5 separate regions of the Homo sapiens genome follow, and regions 2, 3, 4 and 5 are each linked to region 1. A link is a contact called in ENCODE Hi-C or POLR2A ChIA-PET data. All regions are on one chromosome and are shown on one strand. Each heading gives the region's core, a stretch centred on a gene start or an enhancer-like site at or near the end of the contact. The rest is flanking DNA. Distances are from core to core; before and after follow the strand shown. Region 1 has its middle 27 kb from the start of LINC00298. Region 2 overlaps LINC00299 (long intergenic non-protein coding RNA 299). Region 3 overlaps LINC00299 (long intergenic non-protein coding RNA 299). Region 4 overlaps LINC00299 (long intergenic non-protein coding RNA 299). Region 5 has its middle 48 kb from the start of LINC01871.

Region 1 (2,700 bases), core at 187-2,686:
TCATAATACTGTAGTAAAATGAGCATGCAGGATGGATTGTAAACCAGAAAATACCATGGTCACACAGTACCAACAGGTATTCCCAATTTTAAAAGAGAAAACTACACTTTTTATTGTTATTTATTTATACAATTACAAGCATCAACAAACATTTCTGTAAAGAACCAGAGGATACATATTTCAGGCTTGGATGCAGATCCACAGTTTCTGTCTGTGGGCTGCAGGCCGTGGTTTGCCAACCACAGTATAATAAAATAGACTTTCAAAAGAAACTTATAATTTCTCAAACACTTTTGTTTGCTGGGTAGACATCCAAATAATTCTTTTTGCAAGAAATTGATTTAGGTATCATTTTATTGCAGATATAACTGATTAGACACATATGCAAATAACTGTAAACAGTGTGATTTAGCCTCCTTGTGAGGGAAATACACTAAGAACCCATTGCTGTTAACGCATAGACCAATGCATGTGTATTAAGAATCTCTCAAATCTCAAAATTGACGTTTCAGGGGAGCCTCAACTCCCAGGGGGCTCAGCCTCATTCTATAGAAGTCACCAACCCATTATCAAAGCCTCACGCTAGTATCATTTTATAAAAATAGACAAGAGAAAACAAGATCCCACATGGGAAATGCTGCCGCCACAAGAATGTGATCGCCTCTGTCTCTGTTACCTTCTATCTAAAAGCAGATATTGCTGTGGGATCTTTTTCAAAAACTTCTCATTTCACATGAATGTTTCCCCCAAGCGCCCTCTATTTTCAGCAAATCTCAAGGATGTTTTGCTTGCCTTGGGTCAAAGAATCACTCTGACTTGTGTAAATGAAACATTGACCAGGAAAAAGGGAACTGATTTTTATTTGTCGCTTTAAGGCAGACATTGAACTAGACCTTTTGTCTTTATTCAGGTTTGTATCCTGCCCAACAACTTATTGCGGTCATCACTCTTCCCCTGAATTTATAGATAATGAATTTGAGCCTCAAAGACTTTCCAGGCCACACATCTGGTGTAACAGCTGGGTATAAGATTTAAACCCAAATCATATATTCCAAGGTATATATCTGTTTTACCCCATCAGATTTTTTCTTTCTTACGCTTAGTGCTTTTATCAGAGCTCCTCTCCCATCCAAAGCAACCCCTTATCTCTGAAGCAGAATCACTGTCTGCAGGTTTCACATTAACGTGGATTCCTCCTTCCCTTCTTCTCCAGCAAAGCATCCTGAGTAGAGGGGGCTCGCAGAAGGAAGCAGAAGAGGCGCTCCTCTGGTGGCTCTCCAAAGTGCACAGAGCTGGGATATGGCAGGGATGGGGGAGGCTGGGGGACCAGGGGGTCAGGCAGCTGAAACTGATGAGGCAGCCCACCAGCTATGTCAACAGAGCAGGGCGCCGGAGTGTTGGAGCCCTGGGGCTGATGGAGCCCTGGGCTGCGAGCCTGCCCACAGAGCCGCCAAGTCTAGACTCCAGATGTGTGTTCACCGCTACCCAGCCAAGTCAGATCCAGCGGGTAAATATTCCTACCAGATGACAGTGGGCTCAGTTACAGCAGTGATGACAAAAGACAAAAATAGGAACAGAGTGAATACCAGGCACTGCTGCTGCTCCTTGGGGGAGACAAACACACACTCACACACACACGTGCACACACACACTACATACCTCTCCAAGACGCTATTACGGCAGTAAATCGTATATGTTCTTATATTTTCTTGCTAAGTCGAAATAGTTCCAAGATGAATTGAAGGCTATTTAAGTAAATTAAACACTTAAAATGAGCTGAAATTGGGTGCATGAAAAGGACACAAGCAATTTACCTTCTGATTTTTAATCTTTTGAGAGATAGAGAGCTGAGAAAAAGACAGAAAGCAAGTTTTTAAGAAATTGTTTTAGAATACAGAGCAATGAAATGTTCATTTGTTTGGAGAGTTGAGAGTTGCACAATTTTAAAGAGACTCAAGATAAAACTGCATAATAAAAATCTAAAAATAGATCTGTCTTCCAGCTTTCTTCAGGCCAAATGTTTATCACTATCTCCCACACCAGCCCTACCCAGAGAGTCATCAACTGTGTCACCTCGATTACAGCTAGTTCTGATGACGTCATAGGCTGATTTCAAAATGTGGCTTTCAAAATCTGCCTCGAGCAATTGCAGGGAAAGAACATAGGTTTTCAATAATTCCCGAGTTGTAATATCTCTTTGCTTAAAATATACTGACACCTGGTAGGAGGTAAGGTTTCACTTCCTTGTGAAATTACAGCCTTCCATATATCAGAGACAGCAGCTGAAAATGAATGAAATGCTAGAATTTTTTATGAACTCCCTCACTCCATTCACAGTATCCCAGGAGACATTTAGGTAATATTATAGACATCGACACTTTCACTGTTCTCTTACTTTACTTCTTGAGAGGATAGGATTTTATTTGGGGGGAAAATAGACCCAGAACTGGAGTCTAGATCATCCCCTTTAGATTAAAAAAAAGGGTGACCCCTGACAACCAGGGAAGGCAATTACTACTGACCAATTAACCACCACTTTCCAGACACTTCACTTACTTTATCCCCTGTAATTTTCACAAGCAGCCCGAGAAGTTAAGTATATTATAGAATAAACAATTTCCACAGAGTCACAGAGATGGTCCGTACAGAGCTGGGATTTGAACTCATTCTGCCTGAATCCAAATGGAAATCTAACATATG
Region 2 (2,700 bases), core at 18-2,517, 250 kb after region 1:
CCCTCTCCTGCTGTGCAGGCCAGGCTAGGCAAGCTGAGCAGGCATCGGGAGGGAGGAGTTGCTGAGGACACTTGGGTGACCATCAGCAGCCAGGCCCTGCTGCCCACAGGAATGTTCCCAGAGGAAGCCACGGGCTTCTAGAAGTCTCAGGTCTTCCCTCCCAACACGAGGCCCTCCTTCCCTGTAGCCTCACCCTGTCCTCAAACACTGTGCATTTGGCAACATGTGAGTTGGGTCTTCATCCTCAAAACCCACCCTCGAAACACAACATGCATGTCTATACCTCCACCCTGGGGTCAACACTTGGCCAGCCAGGAGAGGCCTTGACCACACTCCTGGACCCTGTCATCTTTCCTTCCTCCATAGGACAGCACAGAAACTCAATAAATGCCTGTGGAATAAAGCACACATTTTATTTTTGAATCCAGTCTCTGTTCCCCACAGAGCACGTAAGCGTGAAGGCAGGTCTGTCTGCTTCCTTCACGCCCATATCCCAGCACTTACTCAGAGCCTATCAACCAGCCGGAGCTCGAGAAATAGATGATGACAAAGTAAATAAATTCATCTATGGAGATACTAAAGCTTTCCTAGGACTGGCAAAAAGGAAAATCTTCAACACAGCTAATACCCGATTTGCAGATCAACTTCGTGTTATTGTCACTCATAAATGCCCTAGCTGATTTGCATAGCAAAAATAAGATTTCACTGAATGCCACACTCAAATCACTTTGCTCAGAATTACTCAGCAGAGGGCTGGATTTGTAAATGTGTTTAGTTTGGAAGTTCCTGACTTCACAAAAGTTACTTTCAGTTACTAGGAATTTTCCAGTACATTTTCTTTGGCTTTATAAAAAAAGATCTGATCCAATCATGATTTTTCTCTCTAGAATTTCTACATTTAGCTTCAGGATTTATCAATGACATTTTTTCAAAGCAAAAAAAATCTCTTCAGCCAACAGTATATCTGTTTCAGAAGGGAAAGTTGGATTTTTATTTCCCCCTTTTTGAAGCCGTTGGTGCATCTGGGAGAGCTCGCAGTCTTACCAAAAGCTTCTCTGTGGTGGCTTTGGGGAGAACAGCAAATTTGGAATCTCACTTGCCAGTGGTATAGGCATCAGAGTTCTTAGTGGACTTTTGCCAAAGGCCATTAATAAAATACAGTCCAAATGTCCTAATTAGCATGCCCTCGAGTGTGGCCACGTGTAGAACTTGGACTGGCTCTTGGCCACGAGCTGCTGTCGCAAAGCTCAGATCCCTGCTTCAAGCAGGCTATGTCACAGAGAATCCACTGCAGAGAGCCTTCTGGAGATCGGGGCAATGTGCGGAAGGGCACGTCCCTGCCAGCCACCCGTACTCTGGCCAGGACCCGGAGCTGGGCACTGGCCGCACCCGGCTGAGAGGTGATGTCAGATGTTCCTGTCGGGATCTGGCTTCTGGCTAGCAGCAACTCCCGTGTAATGGAAGAGTGGCTTCCCTGCTAAGCTTCAACCCTGAAGCCAATTAACGACTCAAATCCTTCAGGAAGCACTGCTTGGGTTTTACCAGAGACATAAAGGTCTTATCCCATTAATTGGTGCTTAAATAAAAAGAATAAATACTGCAGAATCTAACCTAGAGTTGGTCCCTACCTTTCGCTACCCTGAATGTACTATGACCCTAGAAAACACTTATTTTATAAGTAGTTTTTTAAAATAAAAATAAATACCCTGAAAACTACTCCAGGATAGATTTCTGCATAATGGAATTGTAAAGAAAAGAATAATGATTACTCCCTGTTTTTAGAAAACTAGATTTTTGTAGTTGAACTTCCTTTGCTACTGAAATAGTGGACAGAGTGTCCAAAGATAAATTTACCCAAAGATAAAATTTTGCATCCTTACATGAGATGACCCTGGGACACCCAGCAGTGCTAGGTATTTACATAAGCTGGACCAGATGGATAACTCAATGTACTCCAAACAATACGCCTCTGAGAGCTGGTTTCCTTAACATCGGTTCAGATGGGAATAGCCCTGTATGCACAAAGGGTGGTAGGATTTTTTTCACAGTCCCTCTGTCCTGATATCCAAAATCTGATGTTATTTTCTAACATTTTAGGTTTTGTTCAACCTAGAACCATTATTGATCCCTGCATCCTTGGCACCCGGCACAGAGACTGTTGCTTAGTGGATGAACAACAAATTTTTGCCAAGTGAGTGGTGATCACCATCCCTGAGCTCCCTTAGATATTCTTAGATATTTGTTCAGTAAAATCTGCTTTGAGGCCACTGATATAGTTTGGCTGTGTCCCCAGCCAAATCTCATCTTGAATTGTATCTCCCATTATTCCCGTTGTTGTAGGAGGGACCTGGTGGGAGATAATTGAATCATGGTGGTGGTTCTCCCATACTGTTCTTGTGGTTGTGAATAAGTCTCAACCTGACGGTTTTATAAGGAGAAACCCCTTTTGCTTGGCTCTCATTCCTTTTGCCTGCTGCCATCCATGTAAGATGTGACTTGCTCTTCCTTGCCTTTTGCCATGATTGTGAGGCTTCTCAGCCATATGGAACTGAAAATCCAATTAAACCTCTTTCTTTTGTAAATTGCCCAGTCTCTGGTATGTCTTTATCAGCAGTGTGAGAACAGACTAATACAGCCATGGTGAGGGTCATTGCCAAAGGCAACTTTCCTGAGAGCCTATCATAAGCTGACACAGCTACA
Region 3 (2,700 bases), core at 24-2,523, 220 kb after region 1:
TTAAAATGGGATAATCATCCATATCTTGCAGGATTGTCGAGATTATTAGAGGTCACGAGTGTGTCACATGAAATGGTAGCTGTGACTATTACACTATTTTCCTCACTAGAAATAAAGCTTCTTTTCCTCAGGTAAAACTTTGCATCACGTATACAGCACAACTGTTTTTTTAATTTTTTTAAGTTTCTTGTTTATTATATAATAATTATTAAAACATTAAATAAAGACTTCATAAAATCCCTCTTCATCAGGATGCTGTGGGATGTGGTTACAGAAAGAAGTCTCCACCCTCTCGGAAGTTAGACTCTAATTGCAGAACCCAGACTAGCACATTACAGAAGCCCAAAAGCCAACGGTACCAACCTCTGCACCTTGCCCGATAACTGCTGGTCTCTTGAGTCGAATAAAGATAAGGACGGGAGGGTGTGGTGAGTGGTGGCAACTAGGAGAATGTGGGGTTTATTCTGTGGACTCCATCATCCAGGGCCCTAGATGACCTGGGTTTGTGAGCTGTGTGGGTGGACCGAGTCCGTAAATGAAGGAGAGAATGAAGGCAGGTGCTCAGTGGGCCCCAAGGGGCACGCAGGTGGTCCTTGAACAGCAATAGCAGGAGTATCGTTTTCAAGAAAGAAGGGTTTTAGATTTTGTAATGGGTATTTTGCCTGTTTGTCTGTTTGTTTGTTTATTTTTCCTGGGGCTAGTGGTGGGGATTATTTTACTTATTTCAGCCCCAAGAACCACACGGGGGACTCTTCCCGGTCAGCTCAGCTTGTTCAAAAAACTGTCTCCCAGGAAGGAAGTTGCCCATGAGCCTATTCCATGTCCCTCCTCCTGGCACGGAATGCTGGCAGCAACCATGACGAGGCCCTGAGCTGGTGTTGTGAACTCTAGGGATGAGTAATGGTGCCATCAAGGTGGGATTGCCCTGGCACTGTGCCTTGCCCAGCACAGGACCAGGAGGCCGGAAACCCGGTTCTGGTTCCAGCCCTGCCATCCACCACCATACCCAAGCTCCAGAACTGCCCTGGACCGGGCCATTTCTAACCCTCACAGAAGGCCCACACCACTCTTTGGAACATATGTGACGTGATGCCCACACACTTGGGTCTGAAATAAGGGAAGAAACGGCAACCACAGCTCTGATGTCTGCCTTCTCCCGTTAGCCTCTGGGGGAATCCCGACATCTCAGAGCAGGAAGGTCCTTTAGAGGCTCTGCAGATGAGGAGCTGCACCCGCTGGCCGGCCGCTCTGTGCCCAGTGGACAGGACAGTGGGCAGAGGAGGCGCCGTGCCAGGAGGCACAGCCGCTCCAGCAGGCTCCCGTGAAGTCATCGATGTTATATTTAACCTCATCACAGTTGGGCCAGCAGCCGGTGCACCAGACATAACTGGCTCCAGGACGTTCCCCACATAACTGAGCACAGTTCACAGGCTGGTTTAGGTCACCGTCTGGAGGCGCCAGAAAGAAGGCATCCTGGCACTGCAGAAACAGACAGCAGCCCATCCGTGTAGGAATAGATCCATTTAGGGAGCTGTGGCCGGGCACTGTACACCCAAGAATTCCATGAAGTAAAAAAAACTAAGGCTACAAAAAGAAGTTTCTCACAGTCTTCTTGTTAATAAGCAAAAGAACCCAAATGTGCACTCGGTTCTGTCACACTAATGCCAAGGGGCGATTTGCTTTGCTGTGTTTCATTCATTCACCCCAACTGTTTCATGGGCTGCTGTTGCCCTTAAATCCATTTTGGGATTCAGTACCCATAAGCTGCCAGAATTACAGTTCCTTCAAGGTGCTGTTTATACCCAGTCTACCTAAACAGGTTCTGTTCAGCTGAGCTTGTTTGGCCCGTGTGCCCTGACTATCTAATTGGCATTTGCCACATCAGAAGTGTGGGAAGTGCTCAGTGGAGGTGAGTGCAGAGCAGTGGCATTTATTTATCCCAACTTGGAGGTGCAGAGAAGAGCTCCTGGCTACAGAGGATGGACCAGGCTTTGGGATTAAGATTGAAACAGAGAGCAGGCATGGTGGCTTACGCTTTGGGAGGCCAAGGTGGGAGGATCGCTCAAGGCCAGGAGTTTGAGACCAGCCTGGGCAACATAAAAAGACCCTGTCTGTACCCCCCCCCCAAGAAAAGTTGCCAAGTTTACTGCTACACACCTGAGGTTGCAGCTACTCTAGAGGCTGAGACAGGAGGATTCCTTAAGCCCATGGAAGTCAAGGCTGCAATGAGCTATGATCATGTCACTGCACTCCAGCCTGGAAGAGAGCAAGACCCTGTCTCTAAAAACAAAATAAAACTAAAATTAAAAAAAAAACAAAAACAAAAAAAACAAACAAAAAAAATTGAAACAGAATGAGCAGGAGAGAGGGACTTTGGGCAGAGAGGAGAGCATGACTGGAGGGGGCTGGAGGGGCGAAGGGCCTGTAGTACTGCCATGCTGCTCAACCTCTTTGCAGTTCAACAGGAGAGCCCAGGCCCCAAGCCCTTCACCCCATGAACCAACCCAAGAAGAGCAAGCAAGTCAGGGCCCCATGGGGTCCCTTGCCCTCTGTGCACAGCCCACACTGTGCCCCTCCTGGACTCTCACCTTCTGGTCTCTCCTCCATTGCTGTTCAGATTCTGCTATTCATCAAAGACCAATTCCTGCGCTGCCTCTTCCCTGAGAAGCTCCCAGCTTCCCAGCAGTTGGAATCCATTTC
Region 4 (2,700 bases), core at 138-2,637, 160 kb after region 1:
ATCGTTTCCGAGCTCTGTCTCGAAGTGAGTTCCATAGACAGTTTGGTCCTAGGTCCTAAATCTCCCTGCTTTCTGGCATATCATCTTACGGCTCTTATAGGCGCGCGCACACACACACACACACACACACACACACACACACACACAATCTGTCCTCTCCATCCAAACACAAAGGCTTTTTTTTTTTCTTTTTGAGACGGAGTCTGGCTCTGTCCCCCAAGCTGGACTGCAGTGGCGTAATCTTGGTTCACTGCAAGCTCCACCTCCCGGGTTCACGCCATTCTCCTGCCTCAGCCTCCCGAGTAGCTGGGACTACAGGCGCCCGCCACCACGCCCGGCTAATTTTTTTTTTGTATTTTTTAGTACAGACGGGGTTTCACCGTGTTAGCCAGAATGGTCTCAATCTCCTGACCTCGTGATCCGCCCGCCTGGGCCTCCCAAAGTGTTGGGATTACAGGCGTGAGCCACCGTGCCCGGCCACAAAGCCTCTTTAAGTTTACTTTTTTGGGGTTGACAGCAAGTTGTTCAATACAGCCCTTAAAATATTTATTATTTTAAGGAAAGTAGATGCATAGCTGTGATAACTTCAGCAAATAGTTTTAATTAAGCTGATTTAATGAAAATCCAGTACAATTTTGATTTTTTAAAACATTTGTATATGTGTTATCTCCAACATACCTAACAATTCTCTGTGATTCTAACTCCAGCATCTTCTGAGGCTACAAGTGTCACTTTTAAACCAGTGAGTTACTGCAGGGAATTTAGTCAGCCCACCTGGTAACAGCCCATTCGCCATCTTCCAGTTGTGTTTTATCCTTTGTAAATGTCGTAATTTCCAGAACCTTACTCTGAACATTTTCAATATCTACTCAGTATACACTGAGGAATTTAATTAATTTTCATTTTGTTCAAAGTTAAAATTTAATGCAGTGCTCAGTTTAAAAATAAGATATGTATAAATTATAATTTAGCGTGCATTCTAAAGTGAATTATTACCTGGGGTTTATTAAATAAGCTCCTTCTTTGGTATATGAAGGGAGGTATCAGTGGTCACATTTCACTCTGGGGAAGGAAAGGAAGATTGACTGAGGCCCAGCCAGGCACCAGACAGTGAGCCAGGTGTTTCCATGCCCCTCGCCTCCCTGAGCCTTGCAGTCATTCTGCGGGGTGGGCGTCTGTAGGAAGGAACGTGGGACCGTGTGATAATCTGGACATTGCGCTTGCACCGGAATTTCTTCCTGCTGGTTTTTGTAGGTCTGTGTTTCCCAGCCATTCAGTGAGAGGCACGGGAGAGAGCGGACACACTGAGAAAGGCTGAACGGCTGGTCTTTTCTATTTAAGGGAATCTCAGAGCACATGCCATAAATTATCCTCTCCTCAGTTTTCTTGACGCACATGACGAGTCCTGAGTCAACCTTCAGGCTTGGTCCTGTGGCGGCATTGCTTGTGGACTACTGAGCTGCCGCACGTGTCACAGCCAGACACGCACGGGGTCATTCCACCACCCAGGGCTGGCCCCCACCCTCCATGCTCTGCTCCATTGTCTGGGCAATGGAAGGCGATGATGGTGAATGCCTTTTTCTTTTTTTTTTTTCCCCGAGACTGAGTCTCACTCTGTTACCCAGGCTGGAGTGCAATGGCACAATCTCAGCTCACTGCAACCTCTGTCTCCCGGGTTCAAGCGATTCCCCTGCCTCAGCCTCCCGAGTAGCTGGGACTACAGGTGTGTGCCACTGCGCCTGGCCTGAATGCCTTTTTAAAAAAGTAACAGCATACTTAGAGTTTCCAAGTTTCCAAGATACCACATTATACCTGACACGCTCATCTCACCGGACCCAGCCTCTCGGGGAAGAATATTGTAACTTCATTCTTCAGGCCTCTCCTTTCCACAAGGACTCCCTCCCCAACTCCTGATAAGGATGTTATTTTCCACAAAAAAATATTGTATACAATTATTAAATAAACAAAGGATTCTGGACAGTCACATCTCACTAAGCCACAAAACGGCCACCCTGGGGTGTGCCCTTCCTCACAGTGCTTTTCTTTTTTTTTCTTTCTTGTTTTGAGATGGAGTTTTGCTCTTGTTTCCCAGGCTGGAGTGCAATGGTGCGATCTTGGTGCACCACAGCCTCTGCCTCCCGGATTCAAGCGACTCTCCTGCCTCTGCCTCCCAAGTGGCTGGGATTACAGGCACATGCCACCATGCCCGGCTAATTTTGTATTTTTAGTAGAGACAAGGTTTCTCCATGTTGGTCAGGCTGGTCTCAAACTCCCGACCTCAAGTGATCCACCCACCTCGGCCTCCCAAAGTGCTGGGATTATAGGTGTGCGCCACCACACCAGGCCCATGGTGCTTTTCCATGGCCACCGTGCCCTTCCCCAATCTCACAGGGGTGGCTGGGCTCCCACACCAAGGCCTGGCCGCCTTCCTGACCTCCAGCTTTCTTTTTGGCTAATCTTCCCAATCCACAAATCGTTGCATCTTAAGAATAGAGCACGGTTCTCGTCCTCAGTTTGACATACTAAACTACTGGCAAAGATGTATTCTTGGGACAGCTTTTTAAAGTCTGTCTGCAAGCAGCACCAAGATTAAATGCATCTCCCCAGCCTGAATGGGGATGGCATTTTTCACAAAGAGTGGTCCTGCAGGCCAAGGAGATCACAGCTTGAACTGAACACCTGTCAGTCGGTCTAGACAGC
Region 5 (2,700 bases), core at 54-2,553, 230 kb before region 1:
AGTTCACTGAGGGTGGTCGTCTTGCCCAGGGTCATCGAACTGGAACTGGCACAGCCAGGATTTGCACCTAAACCTGTTGGACTCCAAGGCCCATGTTCTCTCTACTTAGAGGATAACAGCCAAGACTTCTGATTTCCTACCAGTTTCAGAAAATATGGAGCTCCCACAGCATAGGAATTCTCTCCATAACAGAATGTTATGGCTAAAAGCATGACCCATCTAAAATTCAACTTCGAGTATTTATTTAACAAATAACTACAGTACTTCATTAACTACTATAGCAGATATTTAATAAACAACGTTGTAATATGTGCCATTCAAAGCACTTTACATATATTGAAGCTTTTTGTCTTCCTAAAAACGACATAAAGTAGGAACTATCATTTTTCCATTTTACTGATGACAATACTGAGGCTCAGAGACATCCAATAGATTACCTAGAATTACATGGCTGGTAGGTGGAAGAACTGGTATTCAAATCCAGGCAGCCTGGCTCTACACTCTTGGCTTTTAATCGCTAAGCCATACTCCCCTCTCTAGTTTTGTAGAAATCTTAATAGAATGGAGTATGCATGTCTTTGCCTTCTCAAATTGAGAATAGTGAACCTAGTTGAGCCTTCTGCTTATAATTCAAGGTGACCCACATGAATTTGGAACATTACATCCACTACAGCATGCCTAATACTACCCTCAGACATTTTAGATTGCAAGAGTAAATTTCCCCCAAGACTGGCCCCAGATTGCTGTTCTTATGAAGTTCTTTCCAATTTTTAAAGCTCTTCTATTTATTTCTTCTGCTATCTTCCCTCAGCGACTATGGCTATCTATATATATTATTCATGACCTTGCTTTAAAAGGAATTATCTGGTTCTGTGTCTCTGCAAGATTATCTTGCCTTCTAACACAGCAAAACACATCAGCTTTATGACAGCAATACTTTCTCAAAATTTTTTTCTAGACCCAGTGGCATGTCCCAGCTTGATGTGGCTCCATAAGTGTGTGATATTGTTTAAGATTCTGCTCAAATGGACTCCCTGATTCTGAACCTTGGGAAGGAAGGGTATCAGCAGCATCGGAAGGGAGGCTCTCTGGAGTTTTTCTATGGAGGAAGTCGCCACACACACAAATGCCGCATTGTCAACTCTCTAGAACACAGTCATCTCACAACTGTGGAATGTCCCTCCTTGCCAAACCCTCAGGACGACAGCAGTTGAAACTTTCATATACGGAGGAGTGGAGGCTCCTACGGAAGAAAAGAGGAAGAGCCAGTGCTTGATGCAGGCTTTTGACACTTCAAGTTGGGCAATGTTTTTGGTTTCAGCAAAGTTGCTAAAAACCACAATTCCCAAGGTTGGCCTGAACTTTGATTCAGAGCTTGAATTGCTAAGAAAGGTGGGGCTGGCCACAGGTTTCACTTGGCAGCAGCTCGCTTCTTCCCTGTGGGCGGCTACCCCTGCTGTCCTTTTCCATGCGGAGTTCCTGGCCATGGGTCCATGGTCAGTAGGTGCTTCTCTCTTACACCCTGGGTCACAGCACAGCAGTGGCTCTCAAGGCGGGCCCCCCTGGCCAGCCACAGCAGCATCACCTAGAATCTGTTAGAAATGCAAATTCCCTACTGAATCAGAAACTCTGGTGCTGGGGCCCAGCAAGCTGTGTTTTAACAAGTGCCAAAGGTGATCTGAAGCACCTGCAAGTCTGAGAACCATGACAATAGAAGAAAAGGAAATGCAGACAAATGAGAAGAAAAAAGTGAATTTAGAAATAAAGGGAAGATTCAAGCCCAGTGAGTGACCCCTGTCATCAGAGGGGTGTGGCAGGTGGCCCTACAAGAGCTTCACAGCGCAAGTCAACTTCCCATGAGCCCAGACAGGTCTACAGATGTGGCTCTCCAGACTCTATGTTGAGAGGAATGTTGAGGCCATACCTCAGAAGGAAATCACACAGAGACAAATAAGCAAGGCTGTGTGGGCCAGGAGGAGCAGGGGACAACCTGCCAATTTGCCCCTAAGGGCGAGAAATTGAAACTGGGGTTAGAGAGTTAGACAAGCACCTTGGATAGAGCCCTATAGTGTTTTTTGTTTTTGTTTGTTTGTTTGTTTGTTTTTTTACTGAGCAGGTCTTACTATGGTAACACCTGGTCATAAAATTCTAAAATCATTTGTTTAGAAAAGGATATGGCAATTCACTGAGCCCAGTTCCCCAGCCATGGTCTCCAGCACACTTCCACTAAGAAGCCCCTAGCAATGGAAGGTCAGCTGTCTCTAAAAGCTGTGCATTCTATCTTTGGAGAAATGTGGACCTGAAACGTTTCTGCAGACATCCTGGCCCTCCCTGAAAGTTTTACCCTATGAGGGACTCAACAGAGGTGATTTGACATTAGGACACTCTGATGCACACATGCACACAGTAGTTCTCAGAAATGTGACTTTCTTTCTTTCTTTCTTTATGACAGTCCTTCCTCTAGGGTGCTGGGCATGCCTTCGTTTCTCTATTCTGTGAGTACTTGTGCTCATGGGGCCTGCGCTGGGTGCTGAAGAGACATTGCTCAGGTGAGCAAAACAATCAGGGGCCTGCCTTCTGGAAATTGAATCTAATAGGAGCATCAGATATTAAACAGCTAGAAAAATACATATTAAATTTTCAGTGTGACAAGTATATAAAATAAAAAATTCCACAAGAAATCTTATCAAGTTCCTTTCC

Evidence for each region. Hi-C counts contacts between places; a loop is a spot of excess contacts on that map. ChIA-PET counts read pairs that join two places held with the same protein, here RNA polymerase II (POLR2A). Pooled maps may share reads with other maps.
Region 2: a map of ascending aorta shows a loop between it and region 1 (8-fold over the local background). The contact joins two enhancer-like sites. A Hi-C loop is called at or near these places in 2 of 168 maps with a recorded cell type or tissue (GM12878 and ascending aorta), 4 of 37 single-sample maps with no recorded cell type and 10 of 50 pooled maps.
Region 3: a loop to region 1 is called in a map of ascending aorta, with 3 times the contacts of the local background. The contact joins two enhancer-like sites. A Hi-C loop is called at or near these places in 6 of 168 maps with a recorded cell type or tissue (GM12878, aorta, ascending aorta and 3 more), 5 of 37 single-sample maps with no recorded cell type and 17 of 50 pooled maps. POLR2A ChIA-PET finds 5 or more read pairs at or near these places in 2 of 52 experiments (HEK293 and OCI-LY7).
Region 4: a loop to region 1 is called in a map of sigmoid colon, with 4 times the contacts of the local background. The contact joins two enhancer-like sites. A Hi-C loop is called at or near these places in 3 of 168 maps with a recorded cell type or tissue (CD14-positive monocyte, aorta and sigmoid colon) and 8 of 50 pooled maps.
Region 5: a loop to region 1 is called in a map of GM12878, with 8 times the contacts of the local background. The contact joins two enhancer-like sites. A Hi-C loop is called at or near these places in 2 of 168 maps with a recorded cell type or tissue (GM12878 and sigmoid colon), 1 of 37 single-sample maps with no recorded cell type and 7 of 50 pooled maps. POLR2A ChIA-PET finds 5 or more read pairs at or near these places in 1 of 52 experiments (activated T-cell).

What each region holds. Positions count from the first base shown.
Region 1 is chr2:8,002,360-8,005,059 of GRCh38, forward strand. No RefSeq gene overlaps it. Among named protein-coding and RNA genes, the nearest start is that of LINC00298, 27 kb to the left of the region's middle. Within about 2 kb of position 1,437, at least 14 of the 41 ENCODE cell types and tissues checked have a DNase peak (open chromatin) inside an H3K27ac peak, as active enhancers do; they include ascending aorta, where a contact is called at or near this core.
Region 2 is chr2:8,248,033-8,250,732 of GRCh38, forward strand. The region is part of intron 7 of LINC00299 (long intergenic non-protein coding RNA 299); the gene reads right to left. Among named protein-coding and RNA genes, the nearest start is that of LINC00299, 79 kb to the right of the region's middle. Within about 2 kb of position 1,268, at least 7 of the 41 ENCODE cell types and tissues checked have a DNase peak (open chromatin) inside an H3K27ac peak, as active enhancers do; they include ascending aorta, where a contact is called at or near this core.
Region 3 is chr2:8,218,883-8,221,582 of GRCh38, forward strand. The region is part of intron 7 of LINC00299 (long intergenic non-protein coding RNA 299); the gene reads right to left. Among named protein-coding and RNA genes, the nearest start is that of LINC00299, 110 kb to the right of the region's middle. Within about 2 kb of position 1,274, at least 3 of the 41 ENCODE cell types and tissues checked have a DNase peak (open chromatin) inside an H3K27ac peak, as active enhancers do; they include ascending aorta, where a contact is called at or near this core.
Region 4 is chr2:8,161,389-8,164,088 of GRCh38, forward strand. The region is part of intron 7 of LINC00299 (long intergenic non-protein coding RNA 299); the gene reads right to left. Among named protein-coding and RNA genes, the nearest start is that of LINC00299, 170 kb to the right of the region's middle. Within about 2 kb of position 1,388, at least 2 of the 41 ENCODE cell types and tissues checked have a DNase peak (open chromatin) inside an H3K27ac peak, as active enhancers do.
Region 5 is chr2:7,772,293-7,774,992 of GRCh38, forward strand. No RefSeq gene overlaps it. Among named protein-coding and RNA genes, the nearest start is that of LINC01871, 48 kb to the left of the region's middle. RefSeq lists an enhancer at 1,410-1,459. Within about 2 kb of position 1,304, at least 4 of the 41 ENCODE cell types and tissues checked have a DNase peak (open chromatin) inside an H3K27ac peak, as active enhancers do.